Regions from separate parts of the Homo sapiens genome. Here region 2 is linked to region 1. The links are chromatin loops, found by intact Hi-C in ENCODE. Cell type or tissue: mammary epithelial cell. All regions are shown on one strand. Links, peaks and the distances in the headings refer to the core of each region. The heading gives the core; the rest is flanking DNA. Region 1 overlaps COL27A1 (collagen type XXVII alpha 1 chain). Region 2 overlaps COL27A1 (collagen type XXVII alpha 1 chain).

Region 1 (5,371 bases), core at 52-5,051:
CTTGGTAAAAGTGGCTTAATGATGGTGAAAAAGAAAGCTAAACACGCTCACTTATAATCCCTCTGAGGACTGCCTTTGAAGGCCAACAATGCCAGGCGGGTTCGGGACAGGGACCTGGAGCTGTGGTCAGTTCTGGCTGCTGTGTGGTCTTACTAAGCACCATCTGTCACACCAGAACAGCCCTGGCACTGCCCAGTCCATGCTGTCACATACACGCTATCTCTGTTCAGCACAGAAGTCTTGAGGAGCTGGGGATATAGTACAACAGTGGAGAGTGTGAGCTGTGACAGGCCAGGTCCAGCTGATTGGCTGTGTGACCTTGGGCAGGTGCTTCACCCTCTCTGAGGCTCAGTTTCCTTAAGTGTAAATTGGTGGCCCCACTTCCTACCCTCAGAGGGCTGTTGTGACAACTAAAAACTTGGCACAGCGTTGGGCACAAGAGGGTTTGGTGCATGCCAGGTGGTGGGGTATCTAACTTTGCTTTACAGACAAGGAAACAAAGGCAGGTGATCATTTAGTGGCAGAATAAGGTGGACAAATCCATTGCCCCTCACATGCTGGGTTTGTGGCCAGATCACATGTTCTTTGGGTCTCATTAAATTGTGGAGGAGCCAAAATTTCCTCTGTGTCACTCTGAATAAAAAGGACAGAAATCGTCTTTGTTGAGCAGATTCTGGAATCAGGCACAGTTTTCTTGAGGGCCTGCCAAAGGGTTTCAGTTACTCAAAGAGGGCTGTGTGGAGGCCCTCTCACCTCTGAGGCTGCAGGGAGCCACCGGTGGCTCACTGGAATTGAGGCATATGGACCCAGGTGACAAGCCCGACACTTCCACTCTCTAACTGGTGACCTCGGCTTCGCAAGGCCTCCCCAGCCCAGTGCATGTGTTGCACACATAGCAGACAGACGCTCAATAAATGTTAGTTTGTCCTCTCACGCCCTTCCTCCCGGCTGCAGGGACCCGGGGGACGGAAGGAAGGTTTGGCTTCAGTCTGCATGCAAATTGCTTCAACTGACTAGACAGAGGCATTGAATAAATTTGAATTTCCACTAAAATGATTATCAATACATGGAATTCCCATTTGCTCAGCTAAAAACCCACATCCTCTGGAAAACCGTAGGTGACTCACAATCCCTCTTCCTCTTTAACTTCTGGTTAGAAAATTCCTTTCCTTTCCAGCTCTTTGGGGAGACAGTTTTTTTCCCCAGGCACAGAAGCTGCTGTTCCCAAAAATCCAGGGTGGAAGGAGGCATTTGCTCAGGGAGCAGAGGTGATTTGATGGGCTCAGGCCCAGCCCTGTGATCCCCCAGTTACAGGAGAGAGGACACTTCATCTTGGCAGTGAAAAGAATCTAAAAACTGAGGAAGGAGGCTGAAAGTGGCCAAAAAAAGACACAGCATGAAGGAACCACAAGGCAGAACAAATCAGCTCTGGGAAAAGGGGGTACCATGAAATGCAGAAAGTCCCAGGGCTCTGCCCCCAGTGCAGGCTGCTCAGAAGCAAAAAGAGGAGTGCCCTGGACTAGGACTTGAGATTCATGGCCCCCATCCTCACCTGCCAGGTATGTGACCTTGACCAAGGGCCTCAGTTTTCCCATTTGCCGAAAGGGTTTCTCCTAAGAGACACTGCAAATAGCGTTGCCAGACTGGACAATTAAAAAGACAGGATGCCCAGTTAAATTTGAATATCAGATAAACAATGAGTGACATTTTAGTATAAATGTGTTCTAAATATTGCATCTGACATTCAAATTTAACTAGGTGTCATATTTTATCTGGCAACCTTAACAGTGGAGTGCAGCGGAGAGCACAGGTAAGAATGACCTTTTAAAGAACCAGGAGGTACCAGCACTTTGGGAGGTCGAGGTGGGCAGATCGCTTGAGCCCAGGAGTTGGAGACCAGCCTGGGCAATGTGGCGAAATCCTGTCTCTACAAAAAGAAAATACTAAAATTAGCTGGGCATCATGGTACACACCTGTTGTCCCAGCTACTTGGGAGGCTGAGGTGGGAGGATCACTTGAGCCCAAGAGGCAGAGGCTGCAGTGAGCCAAGACTGCACCACTGAACTCCAGCCTGGAAGACACAGTGAGACCCTGTCTCAAAAAAAAAAAAAAAAAAAAAAGAACCAGGAGGGCTATGATGCTATAGTCCAAAACCCCACAATCTGTGTTTATTCCACTAAGCAATATTCTTGCTCCTCTCAGGACCCAACCTAGTGAACGCTGGGATGATGACAAATAGGAACATGTGCCAAGGATGACAGACAGGATATGTAAACATCCCTTCAGAAAGGCTTTGGGATGGGAATTGTTTAGCCTGAAGAAGGAGCCCTGGGAAGCACAGACAAAGACCATTTTACACCTCAAACAGCCTCACTCAGGGACAGTGAGGACGACTCGGGCTCCATCCACAGGAAAACTCCAAACAAAGAGAGCTCTGTAGAATGGACTAGGCTCCCACAGAGGGAGGGACTTTTTGCACTGGAGGTGTTCAATTTGGAGTTTAATCACCATATGACCAAGATGCTCCAGAAGGGATTCCTGTTGGGCTTAGAGAGGGTCAGATTAGAAGACTTCTAGAGAGTTCTCGAATTCCCATGGCAGATATTTCTTTTTCCAAAGCATTTAGGTCAATGCCTTGTGCCAAAGAAGGTGCTCAGCAAAGTCCTACTGAATGGACATCAGGGATGACAAATTTATGACTCATGTGTTGACACTTCCTCAACCCCAGCCAAGGCAGACATCACTTATCAATTGCAGCACTCTCTCCCACCAAGTTCCAATGTGACTGTGAAATTTTTGTCAATTCAGTAACCCGGATAGCTGCTACCAGGTGTAAAATATCACGTGTGTGTAATATAATAACACCAACAATAGCTATTATTATCATAACTAGTACTTCTTGAGTGCTTACTACATACTAGGCACTTCACATATTAATTTATCTACATCCTCACTCACAACAATCCTCCAAGTTAGGTACCACTATTGTTCCCATTTTACAGATGAAGAAACCGAGGCATAGGGTGGTTAAAAATTTTGCTCAGGATTGTGATTACATGAGTGGTAGAGCTAGGATTTGAACCTAGGTGGTCTGGTTCCAGAAACTGTTCTCTTAGCCACTGGACTGGAATGGACTGTGTGTTTCTGTGGTTCTAATAAGAGTGGATACAATGATCCCATTTCACAGAGGGGATCCCTGAGGCTCAGGGAAGTGAGGCCAAGGTGAAGTTCAGTCAGGAGGTAGCAAAGTCAGGATTCAGACACAGAGAGCTCTCACCTCCTGCCCACCCCACCCAGGTTCTGCTCCCACTCACCTGAGCAGGCACAGATGGCCACGGGGACATCTGGGCCTTCTTCCCAGGACTGGCCTTCCCTGAGCGATGGGGTTCCCTGCCTCCCTCAGGGACCTCCTCCAGCCTCCCTCTGAGCAGAATTTCTCAGTACAGTTGCTGGAGTGGTAAAGCTGGAAGCTCATTTGTCAAGCTAGCAGATAGTTTACTTGTGTCCCTCCACGGGCCCCCAAACTCAAACCCCATGAGGAATGACCCAATGGACAGGGCGGAGGGGGCATCAGATTATGGGGACACTTGGAGTGTCATTTCCCAGGCTCTGACCTCTCACTGGCCCCTGCGGCTGGGCCCAAGGTTAACACTCATTCCACTGAAAGCGCAGCAGGGGCCCTGGCTTTGGCTAGAACCACTCCTCGAGGCCTACACCACCTGGATGGAGTCAGGTCAGATCGCCTCCCACCTCCTCGTGTATAGGCCTCTCTCAGTCCTGGGCATTTCAGGAGGTAATAACAAGAATTATTATAACAATATTTTCCACTAGCACTTACTGGGTGCCAGATCCTGTGCCAAGGACTACACATATGATGCCTCCTTTAATCCTCATGGCCACTCCAGGATGATTCTGCTATCACCTCTATTTCACAGATGAGGAAACTAGGCCCAGAGAAGGTAAGTGGCTTGGCCCAGGTCACACAGCCAGGATGTGGTGGGTCTGTGACTTGAACCTAGGTGGTCTGGCTCCAAAGTCTGCTTGGAGGAAAAGAGTGCAAAAGACCACCCTGCCAGCTACCTTCTCCCTCTGGACCTGGAACACCTCGCTTGTGAAATAAGTATGCCATCACCACTTGCCCACACCTCCTTGCAGAGCAACGGCCATGCACGCAGCAGGTGTGAAAGGGCTTTGGCAATCTTGTGTTCCAAGTGCTCATCTCATTTAACTAATAAGGAAACAGGCTCAGAGAAGGTGATCCACCTGAGGCCACACAGCAGGGCTCTCCTCCCTCAGCCGCCCGCCCTCCCCTACCCACCTTCCCCTACCCACCTTCCTCACCCAGGTTGGTCTCTCCTGGCCCCCCAGCCCCTCTGGGGGTTTGATGAGAGAAGGGTCTTTTCAACCTCCCCTGCAGGGCCTGCTCCTGGCTCCCCACACGCTGGCTCCACCCTGAGTCTCCTCAACACCCACCTGCTGCCCCAGGCATCAATGTACTTACAATGAGGCCGGGGACTCCAGGGGGGCCTGGCAGGCCCAGTTCTCCCTGCAGATAGAGAGAGACCAAGGTGGTTACTTGTCCCATCTCCCTCCAGGGCCCCTCCCTCCATGTCATCCTCCACACAGGCACCTGGTGGGGTCTTTCAGAGCTGAACACTCCTTATTCCTGACCACAGGCTCCAGCGACTTTCCTGAGCCTGGCCTGGAGTTTGGACCACAGCCATCCCCTCTCTGCCATCAGCTTTCCACATCTGTCAAATGGGGAGGTCGGACTTCCAAATCCAGTATCTTCCCATTGGAAGCATAAAGGAAGGAGCGGAATCGCGATCAAGGTCATACAGACGTGCATGGTGCTTGACATTTCACGCTCATTTTACAGACAGGAAAACTGAAGCTCCAGAGGTTAAGTGATTCACCCAAGGCCAGGTGCAAGGAAATGACAAAGCCATGAGGGCTCCAAGCTGAGAGCCTCTAAGCCAGCCTCCTTCCCTTTCTCAGCCGGGAGGTGCTGTGGCCCTTGGAGAATCCTCCCCAGCACCCCACACCCTCACATTTCCTTCTTCCAGGGGCCCCCAGAGACTGGAAAGAGTTCTAGCCTGGGAGTCAGGAGACGAGGCTGTGTGTGTGATTTATCCCCCTATACCTCAGTTTTCTCGTCTTAAACATGGATCTTCCATGGCCCACATGAGAAATGACAGGTGGAAGGGTTTGAGTCAAGTTCAAAATGGAAAAGTGAGAATAAAACTCCAGGGCTCTAGACATTGTAATTAGCAATGAGAAGTAAGCAACAGCCTTCACTTCAAATGAGAGGAAGAAATGGACATCAGGTCTTTTCTGTTCCTCTATGCCAGCAGCATAAAGACATCCCTGC
Region 2 (5,371 bases), core at 163-5,162, 55 kb before region 1:
AGCCTGACCTAATTTCCCAGGCTCAGCATCCTCTGCTGTGAAGTGGGGACAGTGTCACAGAACTTAGGGATTCGACCTGGCGATGTAAGAACGTGCTGACAGTGAGGCCTGGGTGCAGGGGTGGATGGCGGGTGCGGCTTCTGCAATTGCTGGCTTTGCTGTTGTCATGGTTACTGTTAGGCATCCAGGGGTGTCCTACAGGGAGCAACTCTCTGCACTGAGCTCTCTCCAGCGCCAAGTGCTGTTCCACCCTCCCAACGACCTTGAACATTAGGCCCCAATGAGACCCGCTTCCAGTTGAGGCAGCCAAGTTCCCAAAGATACAGTGACTTTTGCCCAGGGTCCCAGCTGCGCCTTGCAGGCCCTGAATCAATCCCAGCTGTTCTGGCTCCATGCCCAGGGCTCTTACCACCCCTGGCTCATGGTCCCCACTGATGACATGAGGTGGCAGGAGAGGATTTATAGGTTCTTCCCTATCTCTGAGATGTTGTGCGTCACTTGCGAGCAATTCCTGTGGGCATGTCCCTTGAACGGGCCCCTCCTCTCTCAGGGACTGGGCTGGAGGAGCCTCCTCACAGTAGGGAATTGTGCTGGAAAGGTCAGCTGCCTTCTCCCACTTTCCTTGGAGTCCCCAGGCCATTCCCTCTGACAGGCCACTCTGCCCCTGCCCCACAGGGCTTCCCAAAGAGATCCTCCGGCCTGATCTGCCCTGCCCTGCCCTGGGAGGGCAAATCCAGCTTTGTGTCCACAGTTGTCAGAGAAACTGCACAGCAAGGGTGAGTGAGTGTGTGCAAGTGTGAATGTGACAGTAAGAGACAGACACAGAGAGAAAGAGAAGAGAGAGAATCAATCCTGGGCCATACTAGGTCAGGATGGAGGGAGTGGGGCAGGCAGCGTTTCTGGCCTGGAAAGGACTTCTTGACTGCAAGCCTCAAAGGATCTAGAAAGAATGTCTATGCTCTTGGTAAGCACTAAGGAGCTGCTTTGATGTAATCCCTCTGGTTGCATTAACAGAGGCACCAGATGTAGAATGAAGGAGGTGATGTCCCATTTGGGAATAGGTATTGTACTTTAAGAAGAGGCACTGACTAATTGTGATAGAAGAGGGACAGGAAGAGGAGGTCCTAGAGGAACAAGGAAACATCTGGACCAACCCAGAGGACTTGGTTCCTGTCTGCAGATTTCTGCAGCTGTTCTGGAGGCAGGGCCAGCCATGTTCTCTAGGGTGGCCAGCGCATGAAAATTATGGGGCGGCTGGCTTTGATTCAGCACAAGGGAGAAATGTCTGCTCTAAAGACTAATGCGGCATCAACTATGATGCCAGAAAAGATGACGCTATCCCAAAGAGATGCACCAGTCAGACCACCCTGCGGTCCTCAGAAAGGCAGGAACAGTGGCCCGGGAAGGACCTCAGCACAGACTGCCTGCAACCCAGTGCCTGAGTCTACATGTACCCCTGGACAAATCCTGCTCTTTCTCTGAACCTTAGTTTCCCCACCTCTAGTATGGGACTAGCCCCGTGGCCTCCAGCCACATACAGCTACCGAACACTTGAAATCTGGCTACTATGACTGAGGAACTGAATTCTTAATATTATTTAACTTTAATTAATTTAAAATTAAATTTAAGGCTGGACACGGTGGCTCATGCCTGTAATCCCAGCACTTTGGGAGGCTGAGGTGGGTGGATCACTTGAGGCCAGGAGCTCAAGACCAGCCTGGCCAACATGGCAAAATGCTGTCTCTACTAAAAATACAAAAATTAGCCAGGTATGGTAGTGCACGCCTGTAATCCAGCTACCTGGGAGTGCCGAGGCATGAGAATTTCTTGAACCTGGGAGGTGGAGATTGCAGTGAGCACCACCGCACTCCAGCCTGGGCGACAGAGTGAGACTGTGTCTCAAAAGAAAAAAAAAAAAAAATTAAAAGTTGACACACCCAATTAGGTTGCTACAAAACTTGTTTGGAGTAACTTGGGTATATGAACCTACATTGTCAACTGTAAATTTTATGAAATCTAAATACAGATCAAGTATTTCCAATGAAATTTTATATACAATGAAAATCTAAACACGGATCAGGTATTTCCAATGAAAATTCACATCTGAATTGAGTATGCTATGAAAATATACTATACACTGGATTTCAAAGACTTACTACAAAAAGAGTGCTAAATATCTTATTAATGATTTTTATATTGATTATATTTTGAAATGATAATATTTGGATATATTGGGCTAAATAAACTATATTATTAAAATTAATTCCTTTTTAAATTTGAGACAAGGTCTCTCTCTGTTGCCCAGGCTGGAACACAGTGGCTCAATCTCAGCTCACTGAAGCCTCAACCTCTGGGACTCAAGTGATCCTCCCACCTCAGCCTCCCGAGTAGCCAAGACTACAGGCATGCACCACCACGCCCAGCTAACTTTTTAATTTAATTTAATTTAATTGTTATAGAAACAAGTTCTCACTATGTTGCCCAGGCTGGTCTTGCACTTTTAGGCTCAAACAATCCTCCCACCTTGGCTGCCTAAAGTGCTGGGACTACCAGCATGAGTCACTGCACTGGCCCTTAAAATTGAAGTTACCTGTTTCTTTTTGCTGTTTTTAAAGGTGGCTACTAGAAAATTTAAAAGGAGTGGCTTGTATATGGCTTGTATTTCATTTCTATCGGACTGCACTAGGCAATCTCAAAGTCTCCAGCTCCTCCGGTAATAAAACACCAACAATCCCTACAACCCTCACCACGGGCCATGTGCTGTGTTCTCATTCCACATAAATGTTTGTTCAATTCTCGCCAGTGTTTGGAGGAAGGGATTATTTATCCCGTTTTGGAGCTAAAGGAACTGAGGCTCAGTGAGAGGAAGCCCTCTGTGGGCCTCCCAGCCAGGTCAGAAGTGACAAGCAGCTCCTCCACTTCTGGGGCACCTCTCCTTCCAGGCTGGTCTTGGTCAGGCAATGGGGAAGCCATGTCACAGTGATTGGTGGCATTTTCCAGTGCACTGAGGTGGCGGCAATGGCTGACTGATCCCTTGCAGAAGGCGAGATGAGTCAGTGCTGAAGCATCCGGTACAGGGGCAGGGAGACGGGAGGCTGCGTCTCCCCTGGGACAGGGTGCCACTTGCTGGGACGTGCCCTCTCCAGCCGAGAGCATACATACAGTGGGTGAGGCTGTGGGTCCGGAATGAATATTTCTGCTGGGCCCCATCCATATAGATGCATTTCTGGAAAGGCCCCGATGGCTCATAAAATTCTGTTTTTAAATACTCAACTGTTTCCAGGCCACAGAGTGGGAGGTATTTATCCTGATGCCAAAGAGACTCAAGTAAGGCCCCTCACTGCCTTATCACTTGGCACACACTTCGTCTGGCCCAAGTGACTCTCCTTCCAATCCCGGCATATGAGAAATGGGAGTGATGGCAAAATATTGACATTAACACAGCTACCACCACCACACCACTACTATCATCATCATCACCATCATCATCACCACTACCTACGCCATACCACCATATCATCATCATCACCACTCCCACCCCCACCACTGCCATGACCACCATCATCACTCCCCTGCCATCACTACTACCATCACTACCACCCATCATCACCACCACTACCACTATCATTAGTACCACCACCACCATTATCACCACCACCATCACCACCACCATCATCAGTGCCCCATCATCATCATTATCATTACCACTATCACTATCACCACCACCATCGCCACCAGCACCATCATCACCCTCACCTCCACTCCACTATCACCATCGCCACCAGCACCAGCACCACCATCACCACCTCATCACAGTCACCACTACCACCACTACCACCATCAACACCCCCATCATCTTCATCATCATCACCACCACCAACACCATCATCAGTACTACCACCATCACCATCATTATTATCGTCATTACCACCACTACCATTGCTGCTGCCCCCACCCACACCATCCACTCACCATCACCACCAGCCACCACCAGCCTCTAGTCACTTTCTCCTCTAAATTTATAAAGACAATCTTCTATATTTCTGGTGCATTTTATAAAGTGCTTTCCTACCCTAAGTTTTATTTATTCTTTATAGATAAGAAAACCAAGGCTCAGAGAGGGGCAGTGATTTGCCCAAAGTCACACAGAGAATGGGTTACTAGAGCCAGAAACTCAAGTTCAACCTCAGGACTCTGGTTCCAAGGCTATTTCTGCCATGTGTTCCTGCCCATTCCACAGCCATGATACTCAACACTCACTAAAAAAGGGTCCCTAGAACGCTGGAGCTCAAAGTAATCTTAGCACACATTCCTTCCAAACCCTCCAAGGGCAAAACCAGAGAGGGCAGGGGGCGGGTGAAAGGTCGCAGACCAAGTTCCTAATGCAGAATCCTGGCCCGGGACCCTCCTGCTAAATTCCCCTTGGCCTACTTCCCCGCCGCTGAGTCAAGCCCGCCACTGAGTCAAGCCTGGGGGAAGCCTCCTGGCTGACTCAGCGCCCTCGTATTCTTCTCTAGTTTGGTGAGTTCATTCTGTTGCAGCTGTTTAGGGGGATTGGCACTTCAGTGCTATTTTTAGGAAACAAATATTTTCCCACAACCATAGTTTGTTGCAGGCTAACTTGGATCTGTCCTAGGTTAGTCATGTAAACACTTCAGGGGGGAAAAACAGTGTCAAGAGCAGGCCTGAATCAAACTGGGCTGCTTTGCCTAGGTAACAACGTCAGTCTCTCCGCTTGAGGGATGAAGAGTGAAAATGACACCCCAGGGAGACTGGGATGGCAGCAGAGGCATGAGTTCTCACCACCTGGTTGGCTCAAGGTAGATGCCAGCAGGCCTGTGCATTTGGGCATTTTGTCTACGAGGCCACCTAATCCACGGGTCCCAAGGAGTTCAACTGAACCGACCCAGCACTCCTGGGTCACACAAACCCTGCTCAACTGTACAAGACTACCACTGCCCCCCACTACCAAGTCAAGTTCCGAGTCATCAGTCCAGTATTTGCGACACTCAAAAATCAAGCTTCCACCTGCCTCCAGCTCATCCTCACAGCCCCACAGCCAAGCCCTGGATTCCAACTCTGCCAGAGCACAGGGGCAGTATGCGTAGAGTCATGCAGGCCTAAGTTCAAATTCCAGCTTTGTCATTTCTCACTGTGTGAGCCTGGGAAGTTTCCTTTACCTCTCCGATTTTCCCAATCCTCAGGGGTTGCTATCGGTATCAAAGAGGGAACCTTCGAGAAAGCATTGGGCAACTTGTCTGTACATGTTGAAACAGGAGAATTCTGCTCCCTTCCCTACTGGCTTCTATGTCCCTCAAAGTCAGGGATGCTTTCTGATTTACCTCTTCAATCTCAGGGGACCTGGCCCAGG

Evidence for each region. A loop is a pair of places that touch in the nucleus more often than their neighbours do. Peaks named below come from ENCODE experiments on the same cell type or tissue, not always from the same donor. Only the 100,000 strongest peaks of a DNase experiment are listed, where the experiment ranks them.
Region 2: a loop joins it to region 1, with 2.2 times the contacts of the local background. A loop is called at or near these places in 5 of 110 quality-filtered maps.

The regions. Positions count from the first base shown.
Region 1 is chr9:114,221,398-114,226,768 of GRCh38, reverse strand. COL27A1 (collagen type XXVII alpha 1 chain) reads right to left here. Exons shown (of 61, transcript NM_032888.4): 14 at 4,502-4,546. Among named protein-coding and RNA genes, the nearest start is that of MIR455, 15 kb to the right of the region's middle. RefSeq lists an enhancer at 2,117-2,669. In mammary epithelial cell, for the core only: no CTCF peak of the experiment used is centred there; DNase peaks (open chromatin) are centred at 2,268 and 2,698.
Region 2 is chr9:114,276,760-114,282,130 of GRCh38, reverse strand. The region is part of intron 37 of COL27A1 (collagen type XXVII alpha 1 chain); the gene reads right to left. Among named protein-coding and RNA genes, the nearest start is that of ORM1, 44 kb to the left of the region's middle. RefSeq lists enhancers at 30-842, 4,334-5,371. In mammary epithelial cell, for the core only: a CTCF peak has its summit at 3,127; DNase peaks (open chromatin) are centred at 3,130 and 4,560; H3K27ac peaks cover 2,998 bases.